Linked DNA regions of Homo sapiens: region 1 is linked to region 2. Evidence: chromatin contacts called from ENCODE Hi-C or POLR2A ChIA-PET data. All regions are on one chromosome and are shown on one strand. The core of a region is the stretch at or near the end of the contact, and the rest is flanking DNA. Distances in the headings are between cores, read along the strand shown. Region 1 has its middle 8.7 kb from the start of PGF. Region 2 overlaps RPS6KL1 (ribosomal protein S6 kinase like 1).

What was found. Hi-C counts contacts between places; a loop is a spot of excess contacts on that map. ChIA-PET counts read pairs that join two places held with the same protein, here RNA polymerase II (POLR2A).
Region 1: a map of endothelial cell of hepatic sinusoid shows a loop between it and region 2 (4-fold over the local background). The contact joins two enhancer-like sites. A Hi-C loop is called at or near these places in 1 of 168 maps with a recorded cell type or tissue (endothelial cell of hepatic sinusoid). POLR2A ChIA-PET finds 5 or more read pairs at or near these places in 3 of 52 experiments (H1, PC-9 and activated CD4-positive, alpha-beta T cell).

The regions. Positions count from the first base shown.
Region 1 is chr14:74,960,961-74,967,702 of GRCh38, forward strand. No RefSeq gene overlaps it. Among named protein-coding and RNA genes, the nearest start is that of PGF, 8.7 kb to the left of the region's middle. RefSeq lists enhancers at 2,366-2,515, 4,275-5,474. Within about 2 kb of position 3,056, at least 7 of the 41 ENCODE cell types and tissues checked have a DNase peak (open chromatin) inside an H3K27ac peak, as active enhancers do.
Region 2 is chr14:74,902,245-74,908,384 of GRCh38, forward strand. RPS6KL1 (ribosomal protein S6 kinase like 1) reads right to left here. Exons shown (of 12, transcript NM_031464.5): 11 at 5,191-5,286; 12 at 1,707-4,880. The coding sequence ends at 4,770. DLST (dihydrolipoamide S-succinyltransferase) reads left to right here. Exons shown (of 15, transcript NM_001933.5): 15 at 1-1,499. The coding sequence ends at 86. Among named protein-coding and RNA genes, the nearest start is that of RPS6KL1, 18 kb to the right of the region's middle. Within about 2 kb of position 3,592, at least 7 of the 41 ENCODE cell types and tissues checked have a DNase peak (open chromatin) inside an H3K27ac peak, as active enhancers do.

The DNA.
Region 1 (6,742 bases), core at 1,806-4,305, 58 kb after region 2:
ATGTGTCATCACCAAAGGAATGGAAACCTGTACTTTGGGAACTTGGCAGCCAGGGCTGGGTTTTTCGTGTTTTCTGTAATTATTTCCCTTTCGTTCTCCCTTAGTATTTAGTAAAGCCCTTTGTGAAAATGCCAGCTGGTCTCAGCTGTGCTAAGAGTGGTGACAAAGGGGGACTCTGTGCGTGCTTGGCCCTAAGCTTTAATGGAGGGACCTGGCTTAATGGTGGCAGCAAAGTCAAGGACCATCAAGGACATAGGGAGGCTCTGGGAGCCACAGCCCACACCTCATGTCCAGACAGCCTCCCGAACACTGAGTCTCCTCCCAGGCTCTTCCAGGACCCAGCTTCAATAACCTGGGCTTTATTGAAACCTGGGGGGAATTTGAGACCAGTCTGGACAACATAGTGAGACCCCATCTGTATGAAAAAAAAATAGCCAGGCATGGTGGTGTGTTCTTGTGGTCCCAGCTACTCAAGAGACTGAGGCAGGAGGATTGCCTGAGCTCAGGAGGTTGAGGCTGCAGTGAGCTGTGATAACACAACAACACTGCTCTCCAGCCTGGGCGACAGAGTGAGATCCTGTCTCCGGAAAACAAAACAACAAAAAGGAAGAAGAAAGAAAAGAAGAAAACTGGAGGACTGGAGTGCCAGCCATGGCTGATTTGAGAGAGGGTGTTTATATCCCAGTGGTGTAGAAAGCTCTTCTGAAATCCAGAGGCCGGGCACCTGCTCTGTTCCAGGTACCCCAGAGGGTGACAATCCCTCCCCAGCTGGGGATGGCTTGGTGAGCTGCTGTTCAGGAGCGAGTCCTCTGAGCTATCTTCATTTTCTGCTCTTACAACACAGGGCCCTTTCTAAGCCTTGGACCCCTACCTGTCTGTTGCCCACCAGGGATGGACAATCAGCCAGTCCCTTCCCAGCTGGGGATGGCTTGGTGAGCTGCTGTTCAGGAGCGAGGCCTCTGAGCTATCTTCATTTTCTGCTCTTACAACACAGGGCCCTTTCTAAGCCTTGGACCCCTACCTGTCTGTTGCCCACCAGGGGTGGACACTCAGCCAGTCCCTTCCCACCTGCCTGGGACCCACCACATCCTTAGTTCCCGGGACTGTGCCCCTCTTCTCCTAAGCCCCTTTCCCATCCCCATTGCAGCTCTCAGCTGCTCTGGCGAGAGGGGCCCAGGGAGACCTTCTTCCTCAGGAACAATCACCCCTTTCTGTTGTGTAAGTGATACACGAGGAGAGGAAGCTATTTGTAACTAATTGGCTGTGATGAGGAACGGAGGCTTTGGAGAAATGGAGAGCCTGCGATCGCTCGGGGCGGTCCCGCCTCGGGTTGACAGCTGGGTGGTTCTCCTCAGAGGGGGCAGTAGGTCACCACTTCCTCTGCCCCCACTCCACTGGGGAGGCCTGGGGGATGCTGGCAGGTGGTGGCTCCTGCCATTTGCACCTACTCTGTGCAGGCTCCCTGCTTAACACGCTCAATACTTGGAAATTTCTGAACCACCTTCAAGGGAAGTATTATTGTGCCCACATTTCAGCTGAGAAAATGGAGGTCAAGAGAGGTGAAGTCACTCATGCGAGGTCCTGGGTCCCGCAGCCCGCAAGTAACAGAAGCAAGAGAAATGGACAAGGATCAGCTGAGGCTGACCTAGGAGACAGTGTCGGGGAGGGATTAAGATCCTGCTTCTTACTGGCCGTGTGACCTTGGGCAAGTCTTTGCAGCTTCCTAACCCATCTCAGGGGCGGGCTGTGTGGCTTAAATGAGGAAGAGGAAGCCAATCATGCAGCACAGTACGTTGTAAATGCTTAACAACTTCAGTGATCTTGATTGTTTCGGGGAGAAAATACATTTCCTCCAAGCTCCTAGCAGACCACCCTGGTCACCTGTCAGGGAAGCCATCCCAGAACAGGAGAGTCTCTGGGTTATTTCTCAGCCCTCCAAGGGGAGGAGCCAACCTCCAAGACCCCCTTCTCCATAGAGAAGGATCTGGGGATAAGATGAGAGAGAAGAGGGTGCCCATGTCCATGGGGCCTGTTCTGTGTGCCAGGCACATAAGGAGACAGAGGTGATCCCAGTTCCTAGACAACCACAGATAATTATGAATCAGCCTCTGATGAACACAGCCAAGGTACAAAATGCTAAGGGAGCATAAACGGTGGGGAAGATGATGCTAGGCTGCGTGTGTGCGTGTGTATATAAAGGTGGGGAATCAAAATACATATTGGATCTCCCTGGCCTGGGAATCCTGACCATCCCTTCCCTTAGGGAAGGCATCCGAGCCCTGCTAGAAGATTCTGTGAAAAGGGAGAGGAGATGGGCCCCGGGACCAGGGCCTGAGGCTTCTTGGAGAAGGAGGTCTTAATGCCCCAGCGTGTCTTCAAGGTGGCAGTGTGACTAAAGTCTTCTTCAGGGGACTTCCCCACCCCAAATGGGGAAAAAAAAAAAAGCAATGCCTGCTTTCTGGGTGGTAACTGAAGGACTTCCCTGAGCGACTGTGGGAGGGGCTTGGGGTCCCCCATGTCTCAGAGACAGAGGAAGCGGCCCCTCACCCTCTGCACACTGTGTCCAAAGGCTGCAGAGTCGGGAGGCAGCCAGTCTGGCCCCGAAGGCTGTCACTCGGCATCCCGGAGCTGGCACTGGGGTGAAGGTCTGGAGTCTCCGCTTGGCAGGAGATCCAGTGCTCATCCTGATCCGGGGAGCCTGGGGGATGGCAAGGGGCTAATGTGCTTGTTGGGAGTGACGCTGTCTCTGCTAGGGAGCAGGAGGTCAGTGGGGACAGTACGGACTAAACTCATAATTGGAGCAGCATGGATCTGGGTGAGGACACTGGGAGAGCTGGATCTGTTCCATTTTACTGTCATCCCTTGGAGTGTTACAGCTTGGTCAGTTGTCCTCTGTGCTTCAGAGAGAGCGAGGCCAGGGTGGGTGATTCCACAGGACCAGAGCACCTGTGTGGCAGGCTCAGATTTCATCCCTGACAAAGAGCAGAGGCTCCTGGCAGGGGTGGCCTGAGCTAAGGAGGAAGGAGACAAGAAACTGAGTGTTCTATGAGTTCTTCCTGCATTCAACCCTGTACGGTGCCAGCTCTGGCTCAGTGCTGGGGACACCAAGACGGTGATGGCTCTCGAGCAGCTTCCAGTCCAGGAAGAACAGCTTAACATTGGCTTAATACCAAGTCTGTGCAAAAAAGAGCTTCCAGGGGCTCTGACGCAGACTTGTGGTTGCAGGCAGCTGAGCAGGTCTGCACGTTCCAGGTGGCCTGTCCTCTCCAGCACATTCAGGCGTGTGGAAGACAGAGTGTTCGGGAGACTTCTGAGGAGGCCCACAGAGGGAGCAGGAAAGGGGTCAAGAAAGATGTGACCTGGAGAAAGTAATGCTTGTGTAGCATCTTACAGGACGGATTGAAGCTTATGAGGAATAGAAGGGCAGAAAGGGCATTATAGTCAAGGAGTGAAGCTGGACACAGTATGGGTTATTTGAGGAACATCTAGGAATCTGATGGGGCTAGACTGTGTGCAGGGGAGGGGAAGGGCTATGCCTGGAGGTGAGGCTGGCTGGGGTCAGGTTGTGAAGAGATTTGAAGACCAGACTGAGAGTTCACAGTTTATTCCAAGGGCTCTAGGGAGCCATCGCCGGTTCTTGAGCAGGGGAGTGATATAGCCAGATGTGTGTTTTGGAGAAACAACTGAGGACAGGTGAAGGGTTTGTCCCAGAGGCAGGAAAACAAGATCTGTGGTTACTGCAGAGCTGAGTGGCCTGAATCAAGACAGTGACCGTGGGAGGAGAGGGATGGGACCCAGTGTCATCCTGATAAAATAATTTGTTTCTCAGCCTTTTTTGGAGCTGGCTGTGGCCTTGGAACTACGTTTTGGCCAATCCCTGACCCCTTAGAATTTCTTAGGGTCTGGGTGTAAGTGAAAATGTTGGGCTTGACCTTTGGGAAGTATCTTTAAAGGAAGGAGCATGTTTCACTGCTTCCCTATCTGCCAGACATTGCCTGGAATTCAAACCTGATGGTAGGAGCTCTTGCAGTCATCCTGGGCCATGAGAATTATTTGCAAGGAAATTGGTACCCTGAAAACTGTGTGGAACTGCCATACCGGCCCTGACCTGCTTACATCCAGAATTATTATTATGTGTTGGAGAAATAAGCTTCTATCTTGTTTAAACCACTATTATTTTGGAGTTTTCTATTAAAATGTGCTGTTTCCCATTTTTGCCTTCTAAAGGTGAGAAAATTAGTCCCATGGTTCTATATGAGTGTCATAGAGAAAAGATTGCATTCTTCCATGGCTCCTCCTGGGAAGTGAGTCACATCAGTTTCCTGGGAAGAACTGGGCTCTTCCATTCCCTCCCAGTTTGAAGCAGGAACGAGGAGGCCACAGCTAAGGATACAGATGTTGTGGTCCAGCTGAGCTAGACCAGCCTCCCCAGATGCATCCCTCCCTTTCAGCTCTCATCTCCCATGGAGCACAGGAAGGAAACTGTGTTGGGGGCAAGGGGTGCAGAGGGGAGCCGGATTAATTCCACTTATGGTTGGATCTCCAGGGGTGGAGGAGACAGAAAGTCTAGCAGAGCTTTCAGCAGACAGACAGTGGACCTCCAGCTGGCCCCTCGGGCCTTGGACTCTTCTATGAGTCAAAGAACACTTGGCTGCTTCTCCAAAGATCCTCCTCTGCCTCCAGCTTCCTTCATCTGAAAGAGCAAGGTCTCGAGTCTATAGCCCAAGAGATCCTAAGGGACAGGATTGGCCCCTACTTTGGGTGTAATGAGGTGGGGGTGGGAGGGCGTGGGGTGAGAATGGAGGTGGAGTTGGAAACTGACATCTGTGATTTTACTCTCTTACTTTCCAGCTCTAGCTTCAGGTCAGGAAAGCTCTGGGGAGTCCAGTTCTCCCAGATGATGAATTCAATGCTCCAGATGACATCATGCACCTGAATCATTTCCGTATCTTTCTTCCAGGAGCCTGCAGAATTCCCTGGAACCCATATTCACCAAGCACTTACTACATGTCAGGGCTCATGTATACATGTGTGATCTTATTCATTTCTCACAACGGGCTTGAGAGGTTGGCATTGGTCCCACTTTAGTGATGAGAATCATGAGCACAGAGAGGTTGGGTAACTTACCTCAGGTCACCCAGCCAGTAGGTGGCTGAGCTGGAACTTGAACACTAGTTATATGATGCCAGACCATGCTTTTTGCATTAGACATTGCCGGGGTCCCGTGCTGGGGAAGGCCTATGCTGAGGTCACAGGGGGCAGTATATTAGTCCATTTTCACACTGCTATGAAGAAATATCTGAGACTGGGTAATTTATAAAGAAAAAGAGGTTTAATGGACTCAAGAGTTCCACATGACTGGGGAGGCCTCACAATCATGGCAGAAGGGGAAGGAGGAGCAAAGTCACGTCTTGCGTGGCAGCAGACAAGAGAGCGTGTGCAGGGGAACTGCCCTTTATAAAACCATCAGATATCGTGAGACTTACTCACTATCACGAGAACAGCATGGGAAAAACCCACCCCCATGATTCATTTACCTCTCACTGGGTCCCTCCCACAACACGTGGGGCTTATGGGGGCTACAATTCAAGATGAGATTTGGGTGGGGATACAGCCAAACCATATCAGGCAGTTTGCAGGTGATCCCACACCCGGATCAGATTGTAAAGGAGGGGCCCAATTCCCCCTTTCCAGGCCTCCTGCCTCTCATTCCCTCGTAGCACCTCCCTTTTTTCCTCATTTTTACTTCTGGTTGTCTGCACTGGAAAGATTTTCAGTGACAATAGATTTGTGATTCAACCAATAATAGTATTAATAATCTCTTATAGAGACGTATGATTTCAGACTCCTTTCATATACTTTGTGCTGGAAACACCGCTGTGAGGCAGATGAATGAGGTGAGGGAGACTCAGAGAAGCTGAAGAACTTGTCCAGGCCCACACAGCTAGCAAGGTTAGAGGTCAGAACCAGAACTCAGGCTCCTGGTTCCTTATGCTGCATGGAGTCTGACTTCTGATCTCAGTCCTCTTAGCACTTTTTTTTTTGAGACAGAGTCTTGCTCTGTCATCCAGGCTGGAGTGCAGTGGCACGAGCTCAGCTCACTGCAGCCTCAAACTCCTGGGCTCAAGGAATCCTTCTGCCTCAGCCTCTCAAGTAGCTGAGACCACAGGGGTGCACCACCATGCCTGGCTAATTTTTTTATCTGCAGAGCTGAAGTCTTACCATGCTCCCCAGTCTGATCGTAAGCTCCTAGGCTCAAGCAATCTTCCTGATTCAGCTTCCCAAAGTCTTGGGATTACAGAACCACCTTGCTTGGCCACTTAGCACTTTCTGAATGACATCTACCTTGTTCCAGGCCCTGTGCTGGGTACTGGGAGAGATTCTGAGGCTTAAGACACAGTCTCAGCCTTTGAGGAGCTGAAAATTCAGCAGTAAAAGAAAGAAAAGCCAAGGAATCACACGGAGACAGTAAAGCAGCAATTGGCAGGGGTCTCAGAAGAGTCCCTTGGAGGTATCACTTCTCCTAGGGATGTCTGCATCTCCCCAGAGACCAAAATTATCAATAACCATGTGCCACAGTCATGCTGCTTGCCATATCCAAATACCATCTCTATTAGTCTATTCTTGTGCTGCTAATAAAGACATACCCAAGACTAGGTCATTTATTAAGGAAAGAGGTTTAATGGACTCAGAGTTCCACATGGCTGGGAAGGTGTCACGATCATGATGGAAAATGAAGGAA
Region 2 (6,140 bases), core at 2,342-4,841:
TGATTGATGGCAGAGAGGCTGTGACTTTCCTCCGCAAAATCAAGGCAGCGGTAGAGGATCCCAGAGTCCTCCTCCTGGATCTTTAGGAGGAACCCACACACCCTACAAGTTGATCATGCAGGAACTGAAAACCAGTCTTCTCCCTGTCCCCTCATGGGTCCCGGGTTAGCCTGGTGACAGGCAGACACATGCTGTTGGCCTCAAGCAAGGAAGCAGAGCACTGTGTAACCAGCAGTCACAGGTCTTTTCTTGGCGTTCCTGCCAGGCTCTCCCTCTCTGCACCTGTCTCATAGCCTCGAATATCTTAATTCCTTAGGCTTAAGAGAGAGAGCCTTAATGGATGCTCATTCATATTCCTGCCTTTCTTCCATCAGCTCTCTGCAAAGATGATTTTGCTTTTCCCTAGTGCTGGTATACTATAGAGAAACCCCTGGGGACCATGTGATTAAGTTCCTATCTTTTGAAAGTTTGTTCTGCAGAGACTTCTAGGAGGATGCTGTGCCTCCCAAGCTCAGAGCAGCCTCTGTCCTGGCTGTGCACATTCTCCCTTGATTCCACTTGTGTGGAGGGATTGAACACAGGCAAAGAGGTGCTGCTTTGCTTCTTCAATGGCACCTTCATTCTCCGTTGTCATTGACTTCAAGATGCCTCTTCTACCTCTTCCAGGAAGCACAGGCCAGGGGATCTGGGTGTGTGAGTGGGAGGAGAGGGCAGAGGTCCCCTGAGGTCATGCATTGTAATCATCATAGAAGGAGAGCCCAGGCCTGCCCTCACGCTCTCCATCATAGGCTGACACCAAGAAGACTCGTCTTGGCACAATCTCACACAGCTGGGGCTGTAGCAACCCTTTCCAACCCCTTTGCTGGTTGCTGGGCCTCATTCTAGCACCTTGTTCTTAGAGCAGATTCTAGCACATCATGGCAGTGGGACCAAGCGTGGTCCCGAGGAAGGGCCAGAGCCTGGTAGAGACTAGGGAAGGGAGGTCTCCTCTAGACTGACTCACATTGCCTTGAGCTTTTCAGTTAAGTTGCTGTAAGCACCTGGGCTGAGGAGGCAGTTTTTGTTCCTTCCTGCGTTATAGCGGGGCCTTGTCTCTTCCTCTGCAGGACACAGATCTGGAGGACGTGGACTGGGGTAGGAAACCACCCTGAGGGTGTTAGTACCTAGTGGTGAAACGGATGAGGTCATTTCTAAGGTGTGTTGCCCGTGGATCTGGGCACAATCATTGGAATTCCTTGGAGCCACTGGGATTCATGGCTTTGTATCCAACTGCATCCAGGCCTGAGGCTGCTGACGTTTGACACCAGGGCCAGTAGAGAGTGCCCTTTTGTATCTTAAGCCAAGAAGTGAGGCCTGGGGGTGGGGGAGGGGGGAAGGGGTGGGAGCCAATACTGAGTGCCTGCAGCATCTACTACTCTGTCTTCACTATTCAGAACTTGTAACTAAAGTATTTAAAGAAACTGATTTTAAATGCAAATTAAAGGGCAGATATTCTCAAACAGGGTTCCTGTATCTGTTCCTTTTGGCTACTGAGGTGGTACAAGTCCCCAGCACTGTTGCACTGAAATTATTGAAAGCCACTCAAGGTCCTGTTGCTTATTTTGTGAAATCAGAAATCCCTTATGTGGAACTTAACACTCATAATTTGACAGAAGGTAGAACCCTGACTGCCAGCCGGGAAAGTGTTGCCAAAAAGAGTCAACCTCTGTAAAAATATTTGAAGAGATTTATTCTGAGCCAAGTGTGAGTGACTGATGGCCTGTGATACAACTCTTAGGAGATCCTGAGAACATGTGTCCAGGGTCGTCTGGCTACAACTTAGTTTTATACATTTAATACATTTTAGGGAGACATAAGATACCAGTCAGTACATGTAAGATGTACAGTGGTTTGGTCTGGAGAGGCAGGACAGCTCAAGACCTGGGGATGTTGTCATAGGCAGAATCAAAGATTTTCTGATTGGCAATTGGTTGAAAGAGTTATTATCTAAAGACCTGGAATCAATAGAAAGGAATGTCTGGGTTACAGTAAGGGGTTGTGGAGACCAAGGTTTTATGCAGATGAAGCCTCCAGCCAGCAGGCTTCAGAGAAAATAGATTGTAAATGCTTCTCATCAGACTTAAGGAGCCTGTTTTAACAGTAATTCCAAAAGGGAGGGGAGTATAATGAGGAATGGCTGGCTCCCTCTTCCCACCATGGCCCGAACTAGCGTTTCAGGTTAACTTTGGAATACCCTTGACTGAGACGAGGGGTCCATACAGATGGTTGGGGGGCTTAGGATGTTTTTTGTTTTGTTTCCATAAAGCATCATAGTCTCTTAGTGCCCCACCTTCCTTGAGCCTGTCAAGCCATACTCTAGAATAGAGAATTTGGGGTCACCATCTTTGTGAAGCCCTTTCAAAACACCAGTAGACTTGCATTTTTTGTGTGGGCTTACATTATTTCAGTGATGGATTTGGGAGGAGTGGGGGCATCTCATTTCATTTGGATTTGATAGCCTTGTGGACCAAGATGCTCAAGGTCAATACACATGAACAGGTGAGGGTTGATGACCTAGGAGCAGTGGTCAGTGAGCGTGAGTGTACAGGGTGGGTAGCTAACCTAGACTGCAGGTGGCAGGTGTGATGGAGTCCAGGCTTAAACACAGCCTTGTCTTTTCCAGAGTCCCTGTCTGCTGAGCTCTTGCAGTGAGGCCATCCCTCTGTGAAGGTCTGTCACAGGAGGGAAGTGGGTCCCAGAGAGTAGAACTAGAGCTCTAGTAGATAGAAAAACAAATTAGGTTGAATGAAAGGAAGAACAGGATTTGGTGTTAGAAGCTTTAATTTATCTATCTGGTAAACCTGCAAAATAGGCATTATTTACCCCATTTTATCGAAAGGAGGTCGACTGTAAGAGCTGGGACCCACAGTATTCTAAACTCAGGGCCCAACAAAGTGTCAGATGTGTAGCTTTGGGTGGATGAAGCACAGAAGTTCCAGAAGGGACTTGTGCTTCATGAAGCGGTGGTTGGAAGTGGTCCAGCCTGACTTAGGGAGAGTAGCAGAAGGAACACTAACTTGCAACTCTGGCTAGGTTGTGTCCTTAACCTTTTTGAGCTTCAGTTTTCTCAGGAGCTACCGTCTGTTGCAAGGGGTCACTGTGAGGATGAAACTGGTATTCCCCCAGGCACCATGAGCCTCTTCCAAGGCTTCTTCATCCTCTTCCCCACAGAACCTGGTCCTCCCCGACCCCACCCCTTCCCCTGAGGCCCACATGGCATGCTGCTCACCACCAGCCCTGCGTCCTACTTCCTGGCAGCCCCAAGCTCGCTCTTGACTTCACTCTGGAGCTTCTACAGGGGAGCCTTCCAACCTGCCCCAATGAGCCGTGGTCATTGCATGGAAGAAGCGAGAACACCGTAGGCCAGAGCAGGCTTTATTGGGGCCGTGTAAACCCCAGGGAGAGGCAGGACGTGGACCACAGAGAGTCATGTACAGGCTGCGCTTTCACTTGTCTTCTCTGTCTCAGTCTCCTGAAGAGCCCGAGGAAGTCAAGTCTCCCCACCATGAGTGAGGGGTCTGGTCTGACAGTTGGGCCTTCAGAGCCAGGCACGTGGACCGTGTCAGAAGCGCCACCTGGTGGTGACTGGGATGCTGGCAGGGAGGAGCTGAGGGCAAAACTCTAGTGGAAATTTCCCAGGTCGGTCCCACGCCCCGGTGACAGGGTGAACCCTGAGAGGAGCCCCCAAACTGGAGGCAATTGTCTTTGAGGTAACCACTCACCCCAGCTTTTCAGAGACCAGAGGCAAGACATTTCTGGCTAAGAGCCATGGATAGTTGTTCCATGCGTTTTGTGGTTTCTTATCCCAAAAGGGCATGAAGTCACAGTAGGCAGTGACATGGTAAACAGCCAGGGCCTGAGAGGGAGTCCTGATGGGCACACCTTGTCTAAACTGCTTTGGCCTGGAAGCTGAATTGCTGTCCTCTTGCACCCCTGGGGCAGGCTGCCCCTCTTCCCCCACACAGGCCCACTGGGGAGGAGGACTCTTGATTCTGGTTTCAGACTTGCTCTAAGGGGCAGACCCATGCATTCCTTCCTCCCCCCATTACTCTTATTTTCTTCCCCTCCCTTTTGCTCTCCCAAGTCTGAAATCACAAGATAGGGGGCATGGTCAGGAATCGGGGGTGGGGGGGTGGGGGTGGGGGTCATCCTGTCCCCTACCTCATCCCTCCCTGCACAACAGATGGCATCCCTGCTTCTGGGCCTCCCCAGCTGCACGAACAGCTTCTGGTGGAAGAGGCCTACTCGCTGTGTGACTAAGAGGACTAGCCAGGACAGTCTGGTTTGGGTCCACTGAGCCAGTGGATCAGTGTCCTGAGATGAGTCTCCAGAGATGTCCTGAGTGGGGCACAACATGGCAGTGAGTGAGTCACAGAACCTCACAGTAGGGTGCAGCAGGTGGTCAACAGCTCAGCGCCAGTGCCACAGAAGGCAACCTTTAACATGGTGAGTCCACATGCTCAACGGGTCTGTTGACTGATGGGTAGATGGTTCAAGCTGCTTAGCAGGGCAAGCCTTGACTGCCCCCACCTCCAGCTTTTCCAGGAGCTGGCCCTTCCTGGGTGGTGGCCATAATTCTGAGGCCCCAGTGGGAGCCCAGCAGGACAGACAGTGCCCTCCATTCCTCGCCCAAAGCCCGCTGATAGAGGGCCAGCCCTGGGTTGGGTGTCAGGCAAGGAGGAGAGGCGATCCAGACCAGGCCAGCTGCTTCCGTCACCCGCTCTGCCCTCTTACCCCACCAGCTTGCTCCATTGGATGGTACTGAAAAAGGGATGGGACTTGAGTTTGCTGACACCACCTTCTCCCATGCCCAGGCGCCGGGTAGGCTCGAACTGCAGCAGCTGCAGAGAGAGGCCCAGTCAGCTGGGCCACTCCAGCTGTGGAGGCATGGGGTGACCTCCAGGGACTCCAACCACTATGGCCTCTAGGGGGCCTGCTCCCTGGCAGCCTGGCCCACAGAACCCCCATTTTACCCTGGGAACATTGGTGGTGGTTGGCCACCAACATATAGAAATGTGTTGCCCCTACTGCCCTCTGCACCCACATCAGACACTGAGCACGAAGCACACGTGGTTCAGACACAGTTCTGTGCCCCTCCCAGCACCTTCCTCAGGCTAGGCAGCTGCTTCCTCTGGCCGGGCTACACCTCACCTCAGTCAGCAGAGAGGCCGCTGGGCGACTGAGCCACTCGGGCAGCTGGAGCTGGGTGTGGGCCTGGATTCCTGAAGGGTGGCTCTGGGACAGTGCCTGGGAGGACACAGGGAAGGGCCTCTGAGGAGGCAACCCCAGGACCGTCTACACTCCAGTGGCAGCCAGGATTTTTTTTCCCCATGTCACAGCCCATGAGGAGGATGACAATAATGATAGTTGCTACAGCCAGACACAGTGCCTGATGGCTAAGCAGTGCCTTTATGTTATCCACGAAAGGCAAGAAACAGGCCCAGAGAGGTAAAGGGACTTGTGCTGAGTTCAGGGTTTGAACCTAGGTCTCTTGGCTCCAAGCTTGCTAGAAGCAACTATCTTGGGTTGCAATCAGGGCAGGCACTCTTGGGAATAGTGATGGAACTTGTCTCCTTATTTTAAAAATCCACACGGGCTGTTCATTTGGCAGCAGGCCATGGCATGCTACCATCGGGGCCAAGGCAGCGGCGTGGCAATAAAAGAAAATAGGACCTCTCCACACCCCAGAAAGGCACAGCTTTGAGGAGCAGAGGGTCTGTCTGGAGGGAAGTATGAGCTTCCAGGAACCCCCAGGAGGAAGGCCAAGAGCTCTGGGCTGGAGAGGTGGGAGGAGACAGGAAAAGAGAGAGCCACTCTGGGGGAAATTGCAGCCAGGACTTTCGGGACCCCGTGCCATGGGACGAAAGCAGGAGGGAGCCTGGATGGACTGGTCAGCTCTGGACTTCAGTTCACGCTGCATCCATTTCGGCTATTTCCTGCTCAAATGCAATTTGGCCTCCCCCTTGCTGCCTACATAACTGGCCTCAGTTGCAGTGTTCAGCTCATGAGGGGAGGACAGAAGGCAGAGCCATCAACTGTTCCCAAGAGTGCCTGCTCTGATTGCAACCTGCAAACACAGGTTCCCGGAGTGTTTGCAGGGG